Linked DNA regions of Mus musculus: regions 2 and 3 are each linked to region 1. Evidence: chromatin loops called from intact Hi-C (ENCODE). Cell type or tissue: heart. All regions are shown on one strand.

The links. Peaks named below come from ENCODE experiments on the same cell type or tissue, not always from the same donor. Only the 100,000 strongest peaks of a DNase experiment are listed, where the experiment ranks them.
Region 2: it touches region 1 in a loop (2.9-fold over the local background); 8 of 42 quality-filtered maps call a loop at or near these places.
Region 3: a loop joins it to region 1, with 7 times the contacts of the local background. A loop is called at or near these places in 18 of 42 quality-filtered maps.

What each region holds. Positions count from the first base shown.
Region 1 is chr2:20,661,693-20,669,692 of GRCm38, forward strand. Etl4 (enhancer trap locus 4) reads left to right here. Exons shown (of 22, transcript NM_001081006.1): 4 at 206-404. Among named protein-coding and RNA genes, the nearest start is that of Arhgap21, 300 kb to the right of the region's middle. In heart, a CTCF peak has its summit at 4,469 (motif pointing left); no DNase peak of the experiment used is centred here; H3K27ac peaks cover 1,067 bases.
Region 2 is chr2:20,490,290-20,498,289 of GRCm38, forward strand. All of the region lies in intron 2 of Etl4 (enhancer trap locus 4), which reads left to right. Among named protein-coding and RNA genes, the nearest start is that of Gm17171, 160 kb to the left of the region's middle. In heart, CTCF peaks have their summits at 2,030 (motif pointing right) and 4,587 (motif pointing left); a DNase peak (open chromatin) is centred at 6,092.
Region 3 is chr2:20,272,955-20,280,954 of GRCm38, forward strand. It overlaps Gm23970 (a small nuclear RNA gene), which reads left to right and starts at 7,565; the gene lies at 7,565-7,671. It also overlaps a transcript of Etl4 not described here. In heart, a CTCF peak has its summit at 3,355 (motif pointing right); no DNase peak of the experiment used is centred here.

The DNA.
Region 1 (8,000 bases):
TGATTATAATCAGTAGTGGGGTCATCAAGGACATTTTTCTCTAGGGATGTATATCCTACTGACTCCCAGAATGATCCTTATGGTGGTTTTCTTCCTGCCCAGAGCTGGCATTGACAATATCATGGCGATAATAAATTCATATTAATAAATAATAAATAATTCTTTCTTGTAGCAATAACACTTTCTTTTAAAATATCTTTTGCAGACAAAAAGTCCCAAGCTGTCCCACAGTCCTCAACCTCCCAATTTGGGGGATCCGGTTGAACATTTATCAGAGACATCTGGTGACTCTTTGGAAGCCATGTCCGAGGGAGAAGTACCGAGTCCTTTCGCCAGAGGCAGTCGTACTCGCGCGAGCCTTCCCGTGGTGAGGTCGGCCAATCAAACAAAGGAAAGATCCCTGGGTAAGCTTCAAAAGGCAGGACATGCCTTTATCTGACTGCTTGTACATGTTTTTATGCTTCTGAGCATTTGCCCTTGGACTCAGGTATCAGTTTAATCTTACTCTGCAACTGCTGACCCTAGAAGACTTCGATGGTTTAATAGTGTGTTAGTTTTCCATCACTGACAGTTACCCTACATATTGTTGCATAAGGCAGAAAGATTTATTTTGGTTCACTGTTTTAAAGATTTTAGTCCATGTTTGCCTGGCTCTGTTGCTTCCCTTATGGGCCTGTGGGAAGACAGTAATTATGGAGGAGCAAAATGGCTCACTTCAGAGCAGGAAGGATGCTCTCGTTCCCTAATCTACTGTTTTATTCCTATGGGAGAACAGACATTATGATGGAGTATGTGGTAGTACAGAGCTATGGTTAGGATGAAGATAGGGAAAGGAAGGGCCAAGGGTCTCCAGTTATCTTTCTTTCATGTGGCTCCACTGTCCCAGGGTGCCATCGCCTCCTAGAATTGGTGCAGGCTGGTAGACAAGTCCTTTACCCATAGGCCTTTGTGAGGACTTTTAAGATCCAAAGAAAATGAATATCAAGTTATGCAGGATAATTTTATGACCACCTGACACAAGCTAGAGTCACTGGAGAGGAGAGAGTCTCAATTGAGAAAATGCCTCTATACAATGAGGCTGTGAGCAAGCCTATGGGACATTTTCTTAGTTATTGATGCAGGAGGTCTCATGCCATTATGGGTGGTACTGCCTCTGGGCTGGTGGTTCTGGGTTCTATAAGGAAGCAGGAAGCAGGTTGATAAAGTCATGCGGAGCGATCCAGCAAGCAGCACCCTTCTCTGGCCTCTGCATCAGCTGCTGCCCCCAGGTTCCTGCCCTATTTGAATTCCTGTCCTGACTTCATTCCATGATGAACAATGATGTGGAAGTGTAAGCCGACTAAACCCTGTCTGTCCCAACTTGCTTTGGTCAGGGTGTTTCATCACAACAGTAGTAACCATGACTAAATACACTTGTGTTAACTCTTGCTGAAGTCCAGACTGCTTCTGAGGCTGGGCTCACTCTGAATTGTCTAGTACTTTCTACTTTAGCCATCACACTGGGAGAGCTTTCCAGTTTCCTAGACAAAGGAATAACCAAGGGGTAAAATAGTAGGAGCCCATCCTGGCCCCACAGACCACACACCCCAGTCAGCCCCAGAAGGTACAGTGATTAGGTCATGAACCCTGAGAGGAGGCTTTTCTCAGCCTCTCTGGCCGTGCCAGGCTCCTCTCTCCTCCTAGTTTGAGGACATAAATGAGGACCTTCTCAGGTGTGGGGCATATCTTTCCTTCTAATCAGTTTTACCAAGAGGTAAAAGCTCTCTTTTTTCCTTTACCTCAGCTATTTGTCCCCTGAATTAGAAGTTCACTTTTTATCGTCTGTTGCATTTCTCACCCCATGTTCAGAACATGCAGATTACAGAGTGTAGATCTCCTTGCCCTCTGTGCTAGTGTTTTGTGTACTGTGTTCCAACTTTTTAAGGATTTCACGTAATACTACTTGTGTTTGCAGCCAGGTGGAGTCAGGAGAAGAGGGGATAAGATGAGAGGTCAATGCAGAAAACAACTGAATTCTGCACATCACACCTAGCAAACTGTTGTTAGAAGTATAAGGAGAAGATAGGTGTGAATGGTGCCTTGATTTTGCTTCCTTGTTGCAGATAATATCCAGAGCAGACTGGGTTCAGATGCCATTCTGGCTATTCAGACAAACCCTAGCCCAAACAAAAAATGCTATATTATTTGTATGGTTTCAGACATTACATTAGCTATCTTAAAAGGCACAATGTTGCTTATGTTAACAATACTACTACTATTTTTAAATTTTTTAGCCATCTATGTTTATTGTTGTTTGGTATTGTCTTTAATTGTCTGTGTGTATATGTGTGTGAGGGATATACATGTGAGTGTGGGTGCCCACACGCCATGGCATGTAGGAGGAGGTCAGAAGATAACCTTTCTACCTTGTTTTAGAGGCAGAGTCTTGTTTGTGCTGGGCCGAGTATTGCTGAATTGAACATTCCAGGCAGGCTGACCCTAGTTCTCTGGGCAAGCTCTCATCTCACTGTAAGAGTGCTAGGATCAGGGTTGGAGAGATGGCTCAGTCGTTAAGAGCACTGGCTGCTCTTCCAGAGGTCCTGAGTTCAAATCCCAGCAACCACATGGTGGCGCACAACCATCTGTAATGGATCTGATGTCCTCTTCTGGTGAGTCTGAAGTCAGCTACAATGTTCTCATATTATTTATTAATAAGTCTTTATAAAATGTTTCTTTAAAAAATATTTAAAAAAAGAAAAGAAGAGAAAAGAAGAGGGAAGAGTGCTGGGATTGTAGACGCCTGCCACCCACCACATGGGGTTTTATGTGAGTTCTGAGAATTGAACCCGGGCCATCAGGCTTGCAACTTTTTTCAACTTGTGGAGTCATCTCTCTAGCCTTTCCTTCATTTGCTTTCTAACTGGACACGTATATAAGGTTCAGTGTGGAGTATGCTAATGTAAATGGCGTATGTATGTAAAAGATACTTTCTGATCAAGTAAGGACACCTACCATTTTATTATTTCATCTCCAATTAAATCTTAAACTAAGATCTAATAATTCCATGTACTTTGGGGGTACATTGTGATGTCACAAGTACACAGAGGGTCCTGATGCATTGGGGTGATTAACATTTCTATTGTCTTCTTATCAGCATTCCTGTTATTCATAAGACATAATCATTATTGTAAAATACAGACCATTTGTGGCTTTGCACTCCATGCTGGCGAGAGGCTCTATTGAAGTCTCTGCTGCTCCAATCTTACTGTATGTGCTTAGCAGCAGCAAGCACTCAGTATCATTTTTTAACACTGAATTTCAAGCTGGGTGTGATCATGCATACTGGAAATCCCAGTAGTTGTGAAGCTAAGTCGGAAAGATTTTTTGAGTGTGAGGTAAGAGTGACTTACAGAGTAAATTTGAAATCAGCTTGGACTGTGTTGGACCTGGCTGTCCTAGAACTAACTAACTAGCTCTATAGACCAGGCTGGATTTGGACTCACAAAGATCCACCTGCCTCTGCCTCCTGTGTGCTGGGATTAAAGGCATGTGCCATCACCACCGGAAGAAGAACATAGGGAATGCTCTCTCTCTCTCTCTCTGTGTGTGTGTGTGTGTGTGTGTGTGTGTGTGTGTGTGTGTGTGTGTTTCTCTAGCCTGGCAGTTAAGTCACAGAATCAGGACGTATGAACCCCAGATCTCACTCATTAGCTGCATCTTCCAGTGTTATCTCTGGGACCCCAGGGACTAGCATACAACTTGGGAGAACACTGCTCAGGACAGGGGGAAGACAGACAGAGCCTTCCTACTGTCACCAGCCTGCAGCTTCCATGTGGGTTAAAGAGCACTGTGCTCTTTTAGCCACAGTCATCCCTGAGGCAAGAGCCAGGCTGGCAGTGGAATTTCTCCTTTGTGCTTTGCAGGAAATGGGGTGGGTTGGGGATGTCAGGTCTCTGTGAAGATTCCCCCCCCCCCCCCCCCCCGCCTGTTTTGCCAAATAAAGTAAAGATAAGAAACTCCTGTGTGCCTCCCCTATCTATCCCTGGGAACGGAGCCTGTTGGATAATGGACCCTTTGTCTTCAAGGGAGGAATTTCCTTCGGCTGTCAGGGCAGCTGGCCTTGCAGGTGGATACCTGCCCTGCAGGGGAACCCCTCCTCCCGGAGAGAGAGAAGAGGCTAACAAAGTCTTGCTTAAGGGATTACTGAGTGAACATTTGTGGTTCCCTGTGCTTGTGAAAACTGCTCAGCCTCAGTCTAAAGCCAGTTTTTCTTCAGAGTGCCTATAAACCCATAGTCAAGAGGTTCAATCCGTTACCTAGTGAATTCAACTAGCATAGAATTTTCCAACTTCTGGAGAGAAACAAAAGGACTCAGGAAGAGGAGAGGACAGGAGATGAGAGACATAAGAAGTTGGTCAAAAGAGAGGCTGTGGCCTCAGAAAATGAGGGCTTTTGGGTCAGCAATGTTACTGCTGCCCTCGACTTCCTCCTTGTGGCCAATTTAGGAATTTCCTCTGGGATGCACCTAGTGCCCAGGGTACAATTGACTGGGGTTGCTGAGCCTATGGAATGGAGGGAAAATCTGAGTCACCAGGAGCCTGCACATGCACTCTCCTTTCCAAGGTCCTTACTCAGCCTTGCCTTGATTAAAGAAATCCCCTTGTGTCTGGTCTTATTTAACACAAGATGCACAGAAGCACAGTCCCGAGTCCCAGTACAGAGGACTACAAGTGTAGCTGTTATACCCACCCCTCCCACCCCCACCTCCACCCCAGCCTCAGAGTCATGGCCTTGTAAGTAAGCCCTTGTTGGTGCTGTTTGGAAGCGCTGTGTGTCTTTGAGTATCTCTGTGTTGTCATATTGGTCAGAATTGATGGGGGGGGGGGGCGTTTTCAAGACAGGGTTTCTCTGTGTAGCCCTGGCTGTCCTGGAGCTCACTCTGTAGACCAGGCTGGCCTCAAACTCAGAAATCCGCCTGCCTCTGCCTCCCGTGTGCTGGGATTAAAGGCATGCGTGCCGGCTAGAGTTGAAAATTTTAATGAATCCGCCTAACATATTATCAGTTAGATCAGCAGTTCTCAACCTGTGGGTAGCACCCACAGGAAAACACATGTTTCTGATGGTCCTAGGAATTCAGGTACCGCTCAGCAGCAACAATTACAGTTATGAAGTAGGAATGAAAATAATTTATGGCATGGGGTCACCACAACATGAGGAGCTGTATTAAAAAGTTGCAGCAGTAGGACAGTTGAGAGCTACTGATACAAATGCATCAGTTTGTCCATTACCTTGATCTTTATTTTTTATTTATTTATTTTTTTCCTGAGACAGGGTTTCTCTGTATATCCCTGGCTGTCCTGGAACTCATTTTGTAGACTAGGCTGGCCTCGAACTCAGAAATCTGCCTACCTCTGCCTCTCGAGTGCTGGGATTAAAGGCGTGCGCCACCACACCTGGCTATAATTTTTATCATCTGTTCATTTTAGGCCAGGAATAGTGGCCCACCTGATAGCCCTGCCCTGCCATGTCAATACCACTGACAGCACCTGGCTGCTGCTAGAGCGTACTGTTGGTTTTATGCATGCTCTTAGATCAGACAGGCAGTGAGGAGAAGTCACCATTGTACATAATAGAAAGTATTTTCTCTGCCCCAAAGATGTTCTGTAGTCTGCCCATTTAACCTTCATTCCTCACCAACTCCTGACCACAAGTGAGCTTTCCTTTCACTGTTGTTAGAGTTTGATTTTTCTAGGACATCCTACATTAAGAATGAGACAACTGGGGTTGGTGAGATGGCTCAGTGGGCAAGAGCACCCGACTGCTCTTCCGAAGGTCCGAAGTTCAAATCCCAGCAACCGCATGGTGGCTCACAACCACCTGTAATGAGATCTGACGCCCTCTTCTGGTGTATCTGAAGCTACAGTGTACTTACAAGTAATAAATAAATAAATAAATAAGTCTTTAAAAAAAAAAAAAAGAATGAGACAACTTAGCTGGGCAGTGATGGCGCACGCCTTTAATCTCAGCACTCGGGAGGAAGAGACAGGCGGATTTCTGAGTTCGAGGCCAACCTGGTCTACAGAATGAGTTTCAGGACAGCTGGGACTACACAGAGAAATCCTGTCTCAAAAAACAAAAAAATAAATAAAAAGAGACACTTTGGCCCTTTCAGATTAATAGTGGAGTAATACACATTTAACTTTCTTCCATGTCTTTTTGCTACTGGTAGTTAATTTCCCTTTAGCACTAAATAATATCCCATCATCTAGATCAGTCAGTTTATCCATATTCACCCTCTGTGATGGTTTGAATATGCTTGGCCCAGGGATTGGCTCTATTAGGAGGTGTGGCTTTACTGGAGTAGGTGTGTCACTGTGGGCATCGACTTTAAGACCTTCATCCTAGCTGCCTGAAATCGAGTCTTCTCCAAGCTGCCTTCAGAACAAGAGGTGGAACTCAGCTCCTCCTGCACCATGCCTGTCTGGATGCTGCCATGCTCCCACCTTGATGATAATGGATTGAACCTGTAAACCAGCCCCAATTAAACGTTGTATTTTGTAAGAGATGCCTTGGTTGTGATGTCTGTATACAGCAGTAAGATCCAAACTAAGACACCCTCTGATAAACATCTTTGTTGATTTCAAGTTTGGATAGTTATAAATAGAATAAAGCTGCTGATGAAAAAGTATAATGTAAAAGCAAAGTTCTAGGCCTTTAGGCCCAGGCTTGAGAATGTGACCTTTGTGACTCAATGTTCCAAGGTATGCTAATCATAAAACAGATTGCTACATTCCTTCACCCACCCGCTTCCTGGGTTCAAGGAGTGTTCATTCAAAGAAAGTCACCCTGACCCACCCTGACCTTTGCTGGAACCCTCTATGCAAATGTGCTATTGTTAGGGGCTCTTAGAAACTGCCTTGAGAAATAACCCGCACAATTACCAGGTATTCCTTGTGACTCTTGTGACTTTGCACTTCCTTGTGACTCTTAACTGGTATTTTTGGTATTTTCCAACAACACCCTCCCCACCTCCTTGAGTTGTGGTTTCTTTCTTTAATACCCCCTTACCGAGCTACTTGGGGTGCCATGGTCCTCTACCCCTGCGTGGTGTATGACGGTGGGTCCGAGAGTGCTCTTGAAATAAAAGTCCTCTTGCAGTTTGCGGCGAGACCATTTCTCGTGAGTGATTTGGGGTGTTGCCCCTCCTGAGTCAGAACGTGGGGGAGTCCTCACGTTGTGGGTCTTTCATTGAGAACATCTGTGTGTAGGCTTCTTTGAATAAATTCCAGATAGCAGGATTATAGATCATATGAGGAGGTTTTTTAATTCGGCTTCATTGTAGATCCCTTTAAGGGTAACTCTTATAGGGTTTATTTTTATGTCTGTATGTACACACACTTGCACCTGAATGCAGATGCCTGCAGAGGCCAGAAGAGTGTCAGATTCCTGGGGCTGAAGCTGTAGATCATTGTGAGTCACCCAGTATGGCTACTGAGAACCACGTCCAAGCCCTCTGCAAGAGCAGGTGTAAGACCCGAAGAGCCTTACATCCAGGATGTCCCACTCACAGAAACACAGAGATGGAGATCGATACAACAAGCTAGAGGTTTATTGATCCAGTGCGCTGGGACTGTCCTGCAACCAGGAATCTCCTAAGCACACACTTTTTATACAGTTTAAGGGTAGACTTAGGTAACAACTTGAGTTGGTTTAAGCCCATTGTTGGCCTATGCTGACCTTTTCATTCCCCCCTTTAGAAATGGTAATTAGCCTCTCCCTTCCGGAGGGGCAATTGTTTCAAGACCTTCCCAAAGTTCCTAAGCAGCATTGATGGCCCCAGGTGAGGTGAAGTCTTAGTCACCAGAAGAGGGAACTAAAACCTTTTTGGTTGTTACCTGCATCTGCCTCTGTAGGTCGGGGCTTCCTTGTAAAGCTTGTTTTGCTGCTTCATTCCGGAAAGGGAGTGTTCAGCACAACCTTTTAGCGGAAGATCCCCAGTGTGCAATTCTAGCAAGGTATTT
Region 2 (8,000 bases), 170 kb before region 1:
AAAGCAGAAAAACACACAGATAACTGTGTTGGCTTAGGGTTAGGGCAGCCATGGGTTTTTAGGAATCAGTTTTCCATCTCTATGAAAGAACATATAGGAAAAATAAACTTAAAAAGAAGGCAGTTTGGTTGGGAGTGGTGCCTGCCTACAAAGAGGCAGAGGCCAGCCTAGATCACATGGTGAGACCCTGTCTTTAAAACAAAGATCTCACATTTTCACAGGTTTCCATGGGCCAAAGAAAGACAAGCATCATGACAAAGAACATGCATTGGACCAAGCCGCTCACCTCGTGGTTGCTGCGCAGTAGAGAGAAAAGGAGAAAGAAAAAGAGGGAGAGGGAGAAGGATGGAAGGGACCTAGGAACCAATGTACCAGCCTCCTCCTCTTCCTCCTACACTCTGCCTCCTGAACGTCCTACCACCTCCCTGCAGCACCATGGGCTGCTGACTGAGCTTTTAGCATAAGGGCCTCTGCAGCATATTTGAGATGCATGTCTAGCAGGAATGTTCCAGAATTAGGGCTCTAACTCTACCATTTCTACCTAGAGTTGGACTGCTACAATCCTCCCAGCCAACATGTGGGCCCGAGGAAGATAGAGGAGGAGGAGGAAAGGGAAGGGAATGCCCTATGGTTCTCAAGAAAAGATTAAGGGATGGGAAAATATGTTCTGATGGAAGGAAGTCTGTCCCTCTGGAAAGCCAAGGAAGGGGAAGTACTTTCTTTCCTGCCAAAGTGTTGAATCAATGAATAATTTGTTGTTTCTTTTAAAAAAAATATTTATTTTATGTATACATGTACACTGTTGCTGTCTTCAGATGCACCAGAAGAGGGCATCAGATCCTACTATAAATGGTTGTGAGCCACCATGTGGTGCTGGGAATTGAACTCAGGATCTCTGGAAAAGCAATCAGTGCTCTTAACTGCTAAGCCAACTCTCCAGCCCCTCAATGAATGATTTTTTTTTTTTTTTTTTTTTTGGTTTTTCGAGACAGGGTTTCTCTGTATAGCCCTGGCTGTCCTGGAGCTCACTTTGTAGACCAGGCTGGCCTCGAACTCAGAAATCCGCCTGCCTCTGCCTCCCGAGTGCTGGGATTAAAGGCGTGCGCCACCACGCCCGGCTCAATGAATGATTTTTAAGCTGTGACCATTTCATGCCTGTGTGCTTGACCCAGGTCATACTATGGCTTCAGCAACGGCTTCCAAAGGAAACCTGCTCTAATGTTTTCTTGTTATTATTTTGGAAGTTGGTGGTTGGTTGATTGGTTGATTGGTTGGTTGATTGATTTTTAAGAAAAGGTCTTACTATGTATCTCAGGCTGCTCCCAAACTCACAGAGATCTATCTGTGATCTATCTGACTCTCCAGTGCTAGGTTTAAAGACATGTATCACCACAATGGGCTAAGTTTTGATGGGGACTGGAGAGATGGCTCAGTGGGTAAGAGCACTGGCTGCTCTTCTGAAGGTCCTGAGTTCAAATCCCAGCCACCACATGTGGCTCACCAACATCTGTAATGAGAGCTGACTCCCTCTTCTGGAGTGTCTGAAGACAGCTACAATGTACTCACATATAACAAATAAATAAATCTTAAAAAAAAATAATCATCACTAGGACTGGCAAGATGGCTCAGTAGACAAAGGTGTTTGCCACCAACCTGATGACCTGAGTTCAGTCCCTGGAACCCTCACAGTAGAAGGAGAGAACTGGCTGTAGCAAATTTTCTTGTGTCCTCCACATGCTTGCTTACACACACACACACACACACACACACACACACACACATATGCACACACACACATGCATAAATAAATACAATTGTTTTTTTAAAAATCACTTTTAGGGGATGGCAAATAATTTGTCAAACGTCCTGCAAACATCTCCCCAGTTTGACCTTCTACACAGTTCCCAGCCAGGCCTCTTTCTCTTCACTGGATCCTCAGCACAGGCAACCTGTGCTGTTCACTCTGTTTTACATGTAAGTATTTTGCCTGTGTCTGTGCAAATGTACCATGTGGGTGCAATGCCTCTAGAGGCCAGAAGAGGGCAGCATATCCCGTCAGGCAGAGGCTATAAAAGGTTCTGAGTTATTGAGGGGTCACAAGGAACTGAACTTGTGTCCCTGGAATAGCAGGGACTCTTAACTTCTAAACCACCTTAATCTTCTGTTTCATTCTTTCTCCCCATTCCCACAATTCCCTTGAGACAGTATTTCTCTTTGTGTAGCCCTGGCTGTCCTACAACTTGCTTTGTAGACCAGCCTGGCCTCAAACTCACAGAGGTCCTCCTGCCTCTGCCACTCTAGTGTTGGGATTAAAGGGGTGCACCACCACGGCCTGGCTGCTGCTTACTGTTTTGCACACCTGTCCTTTCTCTCCTTGTGGCTAAAAGATTCCAAAGCTGATGCCTCCTGAGTCTCAGAGCCCTGTGAATCATAGATGTCAATTCTGGATTTTAGGGTACGTTCTGTCACTGTAGAAGGCAGAGGAAGACATTGGATACCTCTTAGGAAAATCAGAGGTTAAGTGGCAACCAACCTCTGAGCTCTCAGCTCTCGCTGCCACACAGTTCACATTTCTCCATCCCCAAATCAGGAAACGCCCCATTCGTTCCATTAAGCAGTATCTAAGACAACACCTAAGGCAAGCAGAGGTCTCAAACTGAAAGATGGGGAATAAGCATGGTTCTCCTCGCCGTTCCACCTCTAGCTGTGCGTGGACTGAGCTTCTCTAGAGAAAACTAGTCACCCTCTCCCCGAACTCTCTCCCAAGGCTGGCCTGGGTGCACCTTTCTCTTGCTACCTCAAGCTTGTGAAAGGTAAGAATCCGTATCACCAAGCATATTTTGCTACCCTAGGCTCTATCCATTAGGCACCAAAGAGCCTTATCCTGTTTTAAATGGAACACTGAACCAATTTCACAAATTCTTCCACGATGGCTTTGGGGCTGTGTACTGCCAGGTTCAAGGAATCCAGAGCCTGAGGAATGAGGCAGAAAGGTACCTGCCATGTCAAGGAGACTCGCTGAGTACTAACTGTTGGAATAAGAGATAAACATGTCTGTCAGGGCACCTTCCTCCAGAACATGGGCAAAAACAGACATGAGGTTTGGGTCAGAATACAAAGCAGAACTCAGAATATGACAGAGGAATATGCTTATTACATAATAGTCCTTAGGTCAGACACACTGCTGAAAGCCTGTCATCTGTAGGCACAGAGGACAAGGTCAGGGGTAACAAAATTGATCTAGGTTCTGTGTTCCCAGGCATCACTGTCTAGAATGGGAGTTTCGAGCCTTCTTTTCCCCTCCACTATGTTTGGACATCTAGAACGGTCCCTTCTCAAGGATGCTTCTCACCCATCCCTGTCTTAGTTAGGGTTCCATTGCTGTGAAGAGGCACCATGACCGGAGCAACTCTTATAAAGAAAAACATTTCATTGGTGCTGGATTACACGTTCAGAGGTTTAGTCCATTATCATCATGGCAGTGTCTGGGCCGACATAATGCTAGAGAGAGAACAGAGAGTTCTACATCCAGATCCACAGACAGCAAGAAGAGACAGACACTGGGCCAGGCTTGGGCATTTAAAACATCTTGAGCATTCGACACACTTCCTCCAACAGAGCCAGACCTACTCCAACAAGGCCACACATCCATATGCCACTCCCAAAGCATTCACATGTGGCTCTATGGGAACCATTCTCTTCCTGATGGGAGTCGGCCATCTCACATTCCACACATAGTTCCCTGGGGTCCCACAATGGCTGTGGCACAAGCTGCATTAACACTAGACAAGGAAGAAGCTCCCAAGCCAGACCTTCAGTACTGAGTGTGGTAACTGAGTGAAAAGTGAATGAAGAAAAACCATCCCAGGCTCAGGAGATGGAGAAAGCCCCAGCAGGGGAGAGACCTGGCCCACTTGAAGAGCAAGTGTCCTAATAACACATTCAAGTCAGGTATTGAGAACAGCAATAAAAATGACAAGTTCCAAGCTGGGTGTGGTAGCACTTGCTTGGAATCCCAGCACCTAGAAGGCAGAGGCAGGAGGATCTCAAGTTTCAAGTCTATCCTAGACTACATAGGGCGTTCAAACCAGACTATGTCTCAAGAAACCAAGCCAGACCAACAGACAGAAGACAAATTGCTCCCAAATTGGGATGCCTCTATATTAAAGTGTTTTTACTATTTTAACTTGGCATCTTATACTTTAAACTGAAGCAACCTTATTTGTCAGATGTGCATGCATCTGGTCCAGATGTGCATGCCTGGCCACAGGATGGATGTGTCTGGTGGTCAAAATACAGAGCATAGGTTGGAAACTCACAGGCGGCTGCTCAAAGAGGTGTTCAAGAGGTTTGGGGGACTTTTCTGAATATGCTCTGATTTTGCTTTAAGTTAAAACTTTTTTTAAAAAAGTCCCTGCTCAAAATGTGTATTTCAGATTGCCCAAAGAAGAAATTTTAATCCTATTCCCTGACCAAGAATTGTGAATTATTCATGAGGGGTTTGCTTCCTTACACGAGGAAGTTCATACCCAGAAGGGCAGTGGTTTCTTGCAGAGACGGTCTCCTGACTCTCCTGCCCTCTAGTGGTGAAATGCTGGTATGCCTATTTGAACGCCTGCTGCTTCACAGGGCTTTGTGGCCTCTGCCTCTCCTTCTCTATAACTGCAGGAAGTGAAATAATTGAAGATTCCAAGCATGGAGGTCCAGACCAACCCTAAGTCTAAAAGGCAGACTAAGAGTGTGGAAGTCCAGCACTGAGGTGTAAATGGTGTGTTGAGCCTCTGCTGCCTTCTGCTACTTTATGAGACTCTGGGAGTGAGCTGGGAAAATCTGGCTTGGGACCTGGAGGGTTAAATTTGCCCACACTTCAGTTTTGTTCATTTTATGAAACAAGTATTTCTGGAGTGCCTAGATGTCAGGCAGTGTGCAGGAAGCAGGGCTGTGGAGTCAAACCTGGGTCTGTACCAAAGGCAAACAGAACTCATGATTAGGCTTGAAAAATGTTAGAGCTATAAAGGATCTCTGAAAATAATGCTCTTCTAGTTGAGCTATGATTTCCAGGCCATGTACTTAATTTATAAGTTAACCATTTTATGGTTTTAGCATCTTTTTGATAAATGGCCATTGGGCTTCTTGTCAATGATCAATCAAAACTGCATACATTATGAAGTATGCTGTGTGAATGTCTGGAGGCATTCCTGACTTATGCATGGGGAGACACTGCAGATGTTAAATTTTCCCCCTTTTCCTGGAACTGGAGATGCTGAGTTGCTGATGTTGAGGGAACCAACAAAAACCCATCAGAACCATGAAGTTTTGGGGGAGGAATAAATAGGCCTATCTGTGATGAGACTTACCACACTAAATGGCTCAAAATTCACATGGCAGACTGCATAGATGGCTCATACTGAAAATTCCCCACTATAAGTCCCTGCTATAAGCATAAAGACCTAAGTTTGGCTGCCCATCACCCATGTGCAAACCTGGGTTGGTACCATGTATGCCCATATTCTCAGTGCTCCAGGCAGAGACAAGGGTTCACAGTGTTCACAGGGCAGGCAGGGTTTTTATATTGATTGATGAACCTTTCAGGTCATCCTTCCCATCACATCCCTGTTAGGTTCATTCTCTCTCTCTTTCTTTCTTTCTTTCTTTCTTTCTTTCTTTCTTTCTTTCTTTCTTTCTTTCAAGATTTATTTATTTTACTTGTATGAGTACACTGTAGCTGTCTTCAGACACACCACAAGAGGGCATCAGGTCCCATTACAGATGGTTGTGAGCCACCATGTGGTTGCTGGGCATTGAACTCAGGACCTCTGGAAGAGCACTCAGTGCTCTTAACCACTGAGCCATCTCTCCACCCCCCTGTTGGGTTCTTGCAGTTGCTCAGGATAGCGTTGCCAATTATTAAGTAAATATGGGAAAGCATAAATCTAATCCTTCCCTTCATTCCTTGTAAGTTTCCCCCTTGGTGTACCAGGTAGCACTGAGGTGACTACATCCCATTCTAAACTTGTCCCAAGCCAGTGCCATCAAGGTTTTTACAACCTGTTGTCAGCGAGTAATGTGTTTATCTGATTGCCAGGCTTCCTGCCCTCCCCTCCCCCATCTCTCAATTGTTTAGCTTTCTCTGGCTAATTCTCTGTGTGTGCTCAGGGTCAACTTAATTAGATTTTTGACCTCAACGGAGAAAAGAAATACCTTGGTTACAAAGGCCCATTGTTTGGGCTTTGAAAAGATTGCTAATGGGATAAAGGTGAGAAGCTCCAGCCTTAGTTAGCAGACTTAAGACACTTCAGACTAAGTTTCTAAGAAGTCCTACAGCCCTAACAGGCCTTACTTCCATAACGAAGCTAAGCACGCCTCACCCGGATCTATTCTGGGTGTTCCTCTTCCGCTTAGATTACCAAGGTCACTGCATTTTGTTTTCCAGAGCACTTCAGACGTTGAAGGGAGCCAATGTTGACTCCCAGTGCAGTAGAGAAGAGCTACCCACATCGCTGTATAGAAGCCATCTTGCTGTACTGTCCGGTCATGTTCCTATCACTTTGACCCAATAGCTTTCACCACATGTTGACATCTTTTCTAAGGATCATGACCAGTCCTTGGATGGTCTTGTTCTTTTCTTATGGCCGTGACTGATATAAGAGTTGTTATTGATCGACTTCATTTCACACACTTCTCCATGGCATCAGGCACAGCTCTCCTTTGCCTCTCACAGTACCCTCTGAGTTGGGTACTGTTGCTATTGTCACTCCAGAGGTAGGAAAATGGGACTATCTAACCCAAGTCTGTACTTATGGAAGCGGTGGCACAAGGGCTCAGGAGTGACCCGTCTTTGCAGTTGTTGACTTTTGGAGAAACATTAGTAGCTCATGATGGCTGGACGTCTGTTGCTCCTTAGCATTCACAGTAAGCTGCACTTATAATCTGTAGCTATTTCCAGACTGTCTCAAACTGCCAGCTCCCAATAATGACACAGAGTCTATTATTATTTGTTGTAGCTCAGGCACTGTCTTAGGCTATTTCCCAACTAGCTCTTATAACTTAATAACCCCGTCTATACTAGTCCACATTTGTCATGTGGCCTGTTACCTCTCACTGTCCCAGTATGTCCATCTTCTTCCATGTTTGGCTGCTGATTGTCCCGTACCTGATTCTTTCCCAGAGTTTCTGTCTCTGCCCAGAAGACCCGCCTCCCTTTCCTGTCCTGCTATTGGCCAACAGTTCTTTTTAAAGTCAAACCGAGAATGCCTTAGACAGGTGAGAAAGGATAGAGACATATCACACAGTGTACAAAAAGATTACCCCAACATTTAGAGCCTCAAGATTCAGTTTAATCTAACTATTTACTTCAAAGAGTCGAAATCAGTGTCACAGAGGTGTCTCTACAAGACACAGAATCAGCCTCCATGCCCATCAACAGAGGAGCTGATAAAGAAAATATGGTGTAAGTTCACAGTGAAGAATGTAGTTTCCCCTCCCCCAGCCTGAAACCTGCTTGCTCAGAGATATGGCATTGACTATTAATATACAAATTAAGGTTTGATTGTTCAGCATTTTAAAACACCATCTACAGCACACAACTAGATCATCTGTGCTGGAACAGGGGAAACTGTGTCTTAAGACTCCGCCCCACAGAAGCCAGTTGGGCCCACATGGGCCAACGATTGCCTGGGAGGATGAGAAAAATGACTTTACAATAACGTTTTTTCTGGCCAAAGAATTGTTTTGGGCACAACCAATTTTTAATTACCAATTAATAACAATTATAAAAGCTTTATTTTTTGTAGAAACTTTTGTAGTAAACTAAAACCCTAAGTAATAAAAGGATATTGTCTCTGAATCTTTTGGGTGAGAGCAAGGATTTAAGGTAAACTTTAAGAAGCATTAGTTAATAAAATACTTTTCACTTAGGAAACAATATACACTGAAAGATTAAAACTCTTGGCTTCTTGTATAGAAGCAGAAACAATAAAAATTTTCTTACATAATGTAAA
Region 3 (8,000 bases), 390 kb before region 1:
ATTGGGTATTTTCCTAATGTCTACTCAAAAGCTGTGCTCTGAAAATGCACATTCTGTGTCCATAGAAAAGTAAAGACCAGATCCTGTTCCTCCAGGGCACCCACATTGTTCTTAACACAAATGCTGCTCACTTTTGTGCTGAGAAGGTTGTCTCCCTGTAGTCTCGTTGGTGCTGGTTGTTCTGTTCTTTTAGGGAGACCATCATCTGTTGAGTATGCATCAGTGGTTTGCATCACTCTGAGCCAAGTGCTTCAGGGAAATAGAAAAGTACAAAACCAGACTTCTAGGGATCTTGCATAGAATTGGAACACATGTCTAAGAGATGGATGAGGACAAGGAGACATGTACCTGAAAGTCTGATATAGAACCTAGATGTACCTTCATATTTTCTCTATATTACACACGTAAAATGTGAATGGGTTTTAAATATAAATATATGGATAGACTAATATGTACCTAAACGTATATGTGTGTGAGTGCACACATATTAATATGAAAGTATGCCACTATTACAGGCCTATAAGGGAGAAAGAAAGCTACATTCTAGGGAAGGGGGTAGCATACATATGCACTTGACATTGGTAATACCCACCATATACTCCATCATTAGACAGGAAACGAATCTGTTGAGAGCAGGGCGGTTCATGGCAGGGGACAATTGGTTAGATATATTTTAGGTGAACAATAATACCAGGCTGAGCCCTTATGCTTATTAATTTACCAGAACAATCTGACTCATTAGCATCTGTGGTGGTTTAAATAAGAATGACCCACATAGGCTCAGATACTTGAATGCTTGGTTCCCAGTTGGTGGAACATTTGGGAAGGATTAGGAGGCCTTGTTGGAAGAGCTATATCACTGGGGACGAGTGCTGATGTTTCAAAAGTCCACACTATTCCCAGGTAAGTTTCTTTTCTCTGCCTTGTGTCTGTGAATCAACCTTAAGCTCTCAGCTGCTGCTCCAGCAACATGCCTGCTTGACTTTTACCATGTTTCCCAGTATATTGTTGCTGGACTTTAGCTCTCTAAAACCAAGAACACTGAATTAAGTGCTTTCATTAATAAGTTGACTTGGTCATGTTTTGCCATGGCAGTAACTCAGACATGATCCTATGATTAAGTGAATTCTTCATGGTAGAAAGTAGAGAAGATAAATTGCCCATTGACCCATTAAAATGACACAGAGCCGAGTTATTACCAAAATCCACCCTCAGCTTACATTGCTTTTCTAACTCTGCTTTATGAAGAAGTCTGTTCCAAAGACAGCACAGAAACAGCTAGAGTGTTTGGGGTTTGATCCTTATATGAATTTGTATGCCTTCTCTTTATTCTTCTCTCGCTGTGAAAACTACTTTGGCCAAAATGGACTAAGAAACACACTTGACAAAGGAAATCCTCTCTCGGTGGAGGATATGAAAATGGATCTCATGGAGCCACTAAGAAATAGAAATATCAAGGTTGGAACCTCCAGTCAGTGTACCACTCTGTCATGTGACTGATCCTGCCTGGCCCTGGGATAACCTTGAAAGATCATAAGTATCGCCTGAGAGGAATAGGAAAGGGAGGTGAGAGTGATCAGACAAAGTCACTGAAAGATGTGGCTTCAGCTGTGTACTGATCTAATGTTAACCACCCACTAGGATCAAAGAAGAACATTCTATATGTAAGGTATGCTTAGCATCAAGCAAGGCCAAGGCAACAACTTCCATCCTTATTGGAGATCTCCATGCAATGTGAGAAAGAGCATGCTCAACAAGGATGTTAGAAGAACTTTAGCTGTCATGATATGAAGGAAAAGCTTGATCAAGGCCACTATTGCCCCAACACCGTGAAGTTAGCCATCTTTATTAGCTTCTGAAAATGGATGTGGACAGTTTGGTTTGTGGCAGAGTCAGGTGGTATAGCCCTCTCTACTGAGCTCAAAATTCTAGCAGGGACATAAATTTAGTGCAAGAGGACCAACAAAATCTAGACCAACCTTGCCTACATTGCAGGACAATGGAATAAATGGTGTCCTAAGAGTCTCATGTCACCCTTCTTTGCTTGCATGTCATTTAAGATCTGCTAGCAGTCATTTTCCTCCGATGGACCTAGGTCTTCCTTATATTCTAGTATGTGCAAGCTCAAAACATAGGAAACCCCAAAAATTCTGATAAGGTGACCTCTTCTCTCTTCTATGAAATTCCCCAGCCCACACCCCAGTGAGAACTGCCACTAGACATGTCATTTCAGACTCTCCCAATCAGGTTTGTCCATCTATAACCCACCTCTTCTGTGTGCTGAGAAGGCCATATCTTCTGTGTCCTGAGAAGGGCATATCTTCTGTATGCTGAGAAGGGCATATCTGCTGTGTGCTGAGAAGGGCATGTCTTCTGTGTGCTGAGAAGGGCATGTCTTCTGTGTGCTGAGAAGGGCATATATTCTGTGTGCTGAGAAGGGCATATCCTCTGTGTGCTGAGAAGGGCATATCCTCTGTGTGCTGAGAAGGGCATATCCTCTGTGTGCTGAGAAGGGCATATCCTCTGTGTGCTGAGAAGGGCATATCCTCTGTGTGCTGAGAAGGGCATATCCTCTGTGTGCTGAGAAGGGCATATCTTCTGTGTGCTGAGAAGGGCATGTCTTCTGTGTGCTGAGAAGGGCATGTCTTCTGTGTGCTGAGAAGGGCATATCCTCTGAGTCTTCGCAATCCCAGTTTGTCTCAGAAGCTTCCGGAGAATTAAGAAATGATCCTGAAATTCAAGCCTCTCCTGTGTCTCCCTGCACAACGCAGAGACATAGACAGCAAGTCTCACCAATCTTCAGCTCATGGGTGAAGGAAAGAGAAGATTTGTGAGCTATAAGTTACCACTGGTCTAACCTAGCAGTGAGTGGGACACCTTCCTGACCTATTAGGATTTTGTAATTCATTTTATTTTAATCCATTTCTTGATTTCTAAGCCATAAATTCAATGCTTCAAAGCTAATGACTTCAATGACCTTTGACTTTTCATTTGACCCCCATTTTTAGCATCAAGGTTGAGGTGCTAATGTGTGTGAGTCTGAGATGGGTTAGATGACTGTGGGTGAAAGTCATCAAGTACAGTTGACACACTCACATTATTAGTTCTTAGGGCAACTCCATGCCAGTGAGCCTGTGGAGAAAACCTCATTGGAATCTTGACATCCTTCTTATAAGTAACTTGCCTTCTTCCCTGATACTCAAGTCATGCCCTGGACAAATAACACCGATAGGAGGACATCTGAATGTTGAGGAAAATGAGTTTCTGCTGTTCTACATCCATATACCACTGCCTAAACCAAGTTCACATCCAGGCTTGGTACTCAGATTAAGAGAAATTCCAGAGCACAGTTAAACATGGCACCACCAGGGGGCAGTATAAAGTTGTGTCCACTAATCATTTGACCAAAGTAAAATTCAAACCTCACAGCCTGTCTTGCAGGAGACCCTCATTAAAGCCCATAGACACCATTGGTACTTCCAAACAGTAGAGAAAGCTCATTAAAGCCCATAGACAGCATTCGTACTTCCAAACAGTAGAGAAAGTTAGTAGCTCTGGAGACCACCACACTCCATTCATTGCAACACAGATTTCCTCCTCGACCAAATTCAGTTCCAAAGGAGCCTGCCCTCGTTTATTTGTTTACTTTTATTTATTGTCTAAGATGACTAAATAGATGATTTCTAACTATGTAATATCCCTGTCCTAAGCTATAAAATTTTTAAGCAAAATTTTGATTTTCTGTTTCAGAATTCTGCCTCTAATCTGTATTATTATTTTTAAAGGTACCCAGGGGCAACAGGGACACAGTGACAGCCACATGACTTTTGTTCAGTTCTTGCCATGTATCAAGCCTTTGGAAACAGGGGTCCAGAGGTAATTCCGGGATTCTGTGAGCTTACAATCCTCCAGGGACCCTAAGAAATGACAGAGAAGTCAATGCCCCGGTCCTTGGAAGCCCAGCAAGGAAAGACCTAGTCAGCTTCAAACATGGGAAAAAGAAACCATAGAATTGTTTTTGCAAACAGGCGCAGCTCTTGTAAGCTAATGTCCTCAGGATCTCTGGATTTGGGGTGAAAGCCTGAGTCAGTTTTCTACTTTGTCAGTTCCATCACTGTCGAGTAGGGCATGGCATGTGCTTATCACAAGAGCAGTGCAGTCTGAGTTAATGACTGCCCATTAGGAAGAAAGATGTTCCCCTTGTGCTAGAATTTTCATAACTTCCTTAATATTTTCTCTGGGTGATTTCACAAATAGATGCAACATGAGGGTAGACACAAGTGAGCAACCAAGGTAGACATGCTGAGAAGTTTAGAAGAGTGTTAACTGTTTAGACTGAAGCAGCAATGCAATGATGTCACCATGTTATGAACCAGGCACTGCCTCCTTATCTAATGTGCCCGTATTCTAATTTATTCTAGTTAGCTAAACAGAAAAACAGCCCATATTTTTTGGAAAGGTTTAGGTAGGCATTTGCAGACTTTGAATCCTGATTCGTGGTTTGTTATTGACTTTGGAAAAGTCATTAAAGCTCTTGTTTCTTATTTCTCTTGAGTAAAATAAAAGCCATAAAATGGACCATCTCCGTGGGATGCTGAGATGAATGTCAGGAATGAAAGAAATAGAAATATATTTCACAAATGCAGATTAGAATTGAAATGCTGAAGCTGAGCCCCAGCAAAGAGCCAGGCATCCGGTCTTACAGAGGAGTAGCATGACCCTCTGACCACTTCCATCTTCAGTGTATTTATGCAAACCCCAAGGACATCATCCAGACACTGTCAGCTTTAAACCAAGCTGACACACAGTCTTTACAGGCAAGGAGGAAATAACATGTTCTTTTTGTATTCTTCAGGATGAGGGGATAGCTAAAGTTCATCAAACTGATGATGAAAACGAGGGGTTTAGAGACAAAAGGAGCAGCCTGGATTTATTACATAGGAAGAAAGTCGTGTCCCTGTGTGTGAAGGGAAACACTGTAAGCACGAGTCCTCTGTAGTCTCCATAACATGAAAGCAAAAGTTAGTCTGCTTGTGTTTATTTATTGACACAGAGTTTCACTGTGTAGCCCTGGCCAGCCTGGAACTTGCTATGTAGACCATGCTCGTCTTGAATTCATAGAGATCCTCACCTCCACCTTTCTCTGCCAGAATTAAGGCCATGACCCATCACTCCTGGCCAGCTAATTTATAATGTAATGTACACTAACACCTGTCGTAGTGCCCAGCCAAGTGGCCATAAAGCAAATAATTCGTTAAAATCATGGTGGAGCTGTATCAGGTGGTTGGCTTGAAACTGCTAATCATAAAAACAAAAGTCCTTTAAAAACTGCATATACTGTAAAGTTCCATTATAAAATAATCACAATATAGAGATAATTCATTTTAAATCTCAACTCATGACAACATTTTAAAAATTTTCAAGAGTGAGCTAGTTATGGAGGCACATGCTGATAGCATGCACTGAAGAGGCAGAGACAGGACGATTACAGATTTGAGGTAAGTCTGAACTAACTTGTAGGGGCTTGGGAGATGAAATAACAGATAAAAAAACATTTGCTGAACACACAGGAGGACTAGTTTGACTCCCCAGCACCAATGTAAATGTCAGATGGTCTTGGCAGGATGCCTGTAGTCCCAGCCTGTAGAAGATAGAGATGGGGTCCCCCCAACAAGCTGTCCGGCACAGCTGGCTGAATTGGCAAGCTCTAAATTCCAGTGCAGAGAAAGTAAGGAAGACACCAGACAACCTCTGGCACCCTCCTTGTATATGTATGTGCCAATGGGTTTGCAAACACACACACATACATACATGCACGGATATGACAAATGTGTACTAAGGTCAACAAAATAATTTTTCGAGACTAGGACTCTGTCAATGTGAATTTTAACTTTGATGTGTGTTGTGTCTAGAGGCCAGGCTTTACCCCAAGCCTGAGTGCACAGAAAGTAATGGCAGTTACAACATAGTATTTCAGCTTAACTGAAGGCAAGATTTGATGCCAATGAACGAGAACCCCAGTTACTCCTTAGAAGCCCAGGCTGTCTGAGACCTGAAAAACAGCAGAGTCCAAGGCTCTTTCACGATAGAGAAGCTATGTTTGAGGCTCCTATCAAATCATATAGTTCTACTGTGAAACAAAAACAAATAAAAAGTGCCTGGGCTGTCTCTGTTTGCAGAAAGTGTATATTCTCCCAGATTACCGTAAGTCCCCAAAAGCGATTGTGAAGAGGAAAATAAAAAAGATTACCACTCAGTAGAAAACACTAGATTAAAGAAAGCTATTTCAATAGCTGTATTTGTTGGTTTGAACCCACATTCAATAAAGACCTTTACTAATCATCTCTTTTAGCTACTTTGGATAACTCATATCTGATGAAAAATAATACCTGAAATCTTGGGTGAAGTGCAGGTTGCTCTCCTATGTAATTAACTTGTTTGGAAGTTCATATTTACTGCAAAAAATCATTTGTGGTGGGTAGTGACAAAGAGAAGCACAGGCTGGATGGCTGCAGGAGGACATTTGCTGAATGAGACACCTCTGCCATACCTCTTTTCCTCAATGGAATTCACGTATATATTTACACGGAAGTCCACATACACAGAGTTACCAGTTTCAAACCCTTGGTTGTCTGATGCCATTTTGGTGGTGGTCTACACTCAGAAGAAAGTAAAGCTTCAGCTATCAGCAGCCATGGGTCTTCCTCCAAGGACTGTGTTTGGGGGCCCAGTTTCTCTTTCAACCTTGTTTTATGCTCACAATAGTAAGGGATATGGGGAAAGCATCGTGGGCTCGAACCTGGAGTGGATTCTTACTTGGGAATATTGGCTGCAGGTGTTTACAGCTCCCTGGAGCTGGAAGAGAAGGGGACAAGGTTGTTTTCTTTTCTAAAAACAGCCTCTCTCCCCATATTCTGGAACCTGTTCATGTCATTGCCCCTGGAACGTCTTTCTAGCGATTTCTATTGTTTCTGTTTTTATTTTCCTTTCCTTTCTTTCAAACATGAGTAAAATCATGTACATTTTAAAAGAAAGGGGTAAAAGGTTCAAAAGAGGTCAAAGACCTCAAATGCAGTCTTCCCCAGGAATCTTTATCTCCTAGTGATGTATTTGGCTTTCATGAACCTTATGGCTGGACTCTATCCCTGAATTATCCTTATTTCCCAAAATGTAATTCAATGAAATTAAATGTTGGTGCAGAAAAGAATCGCAGGAGATTTTCTGGTCTTTAAAATCTCGGGCACTCTGTGACCATGTGTGTTTTCCCCCAAACAATTGTTTTTAGCCCCCCCCCCCTTTCTCTTCCATCTCTCTCTGGGGCCCAGTGCCAATGTGAGCACAAGCAAGGCCAGTGGAGAGTGGCAATGTTGCAGTTTCTGGAGTGAATCTCTGTGTTGTAGACAAAGTGTCTATAGCCTGGGTTTTAGAAAGAGAAAGCTGGGCCTTGGAATAAATCTTCAAGGATTTCTGCACATTCTCGGGTCCTTCCACCATGTGGGACACTTAAACACTATTTGCTTTCTTAAGACACTCCGCTCTGATTTTAATTATAAACAACAAGGGGGTGCTTGCTTCAGCAGCACATACACTAAAATTGGAACAATACAGAAAAAATTAACATGACCCCTGCACAAGAATGACAAGCAAATGCATGAAGCATTCCATATTCTTTAGACCATTGGGACTCTGAGAGACTGAACCACCAACCAAAGAATATACACAGGCTGTACCTAAGCCTTCCCACACATATGGAGCAGATGTGCAGCTTGGTCTTCATGTGGGTCCTGAACAACTGTAATGGGGGCTATCCTAAAAACTATTGCCCAAATGTGGATATGTTCTTCTAGCGGTGATGCCTTGTTTAGCCTCAGTGAGAGCGGATGCACATACCCTTCCAGACTTGATGTGCCAGGTTGGGGGATGCCCATGGGGGTCCCCACCCACTCAGAGGAGAAGAGGAGGGGGAATAGAGGAAGGATTGTGAGAGGGGGGTGATCAGG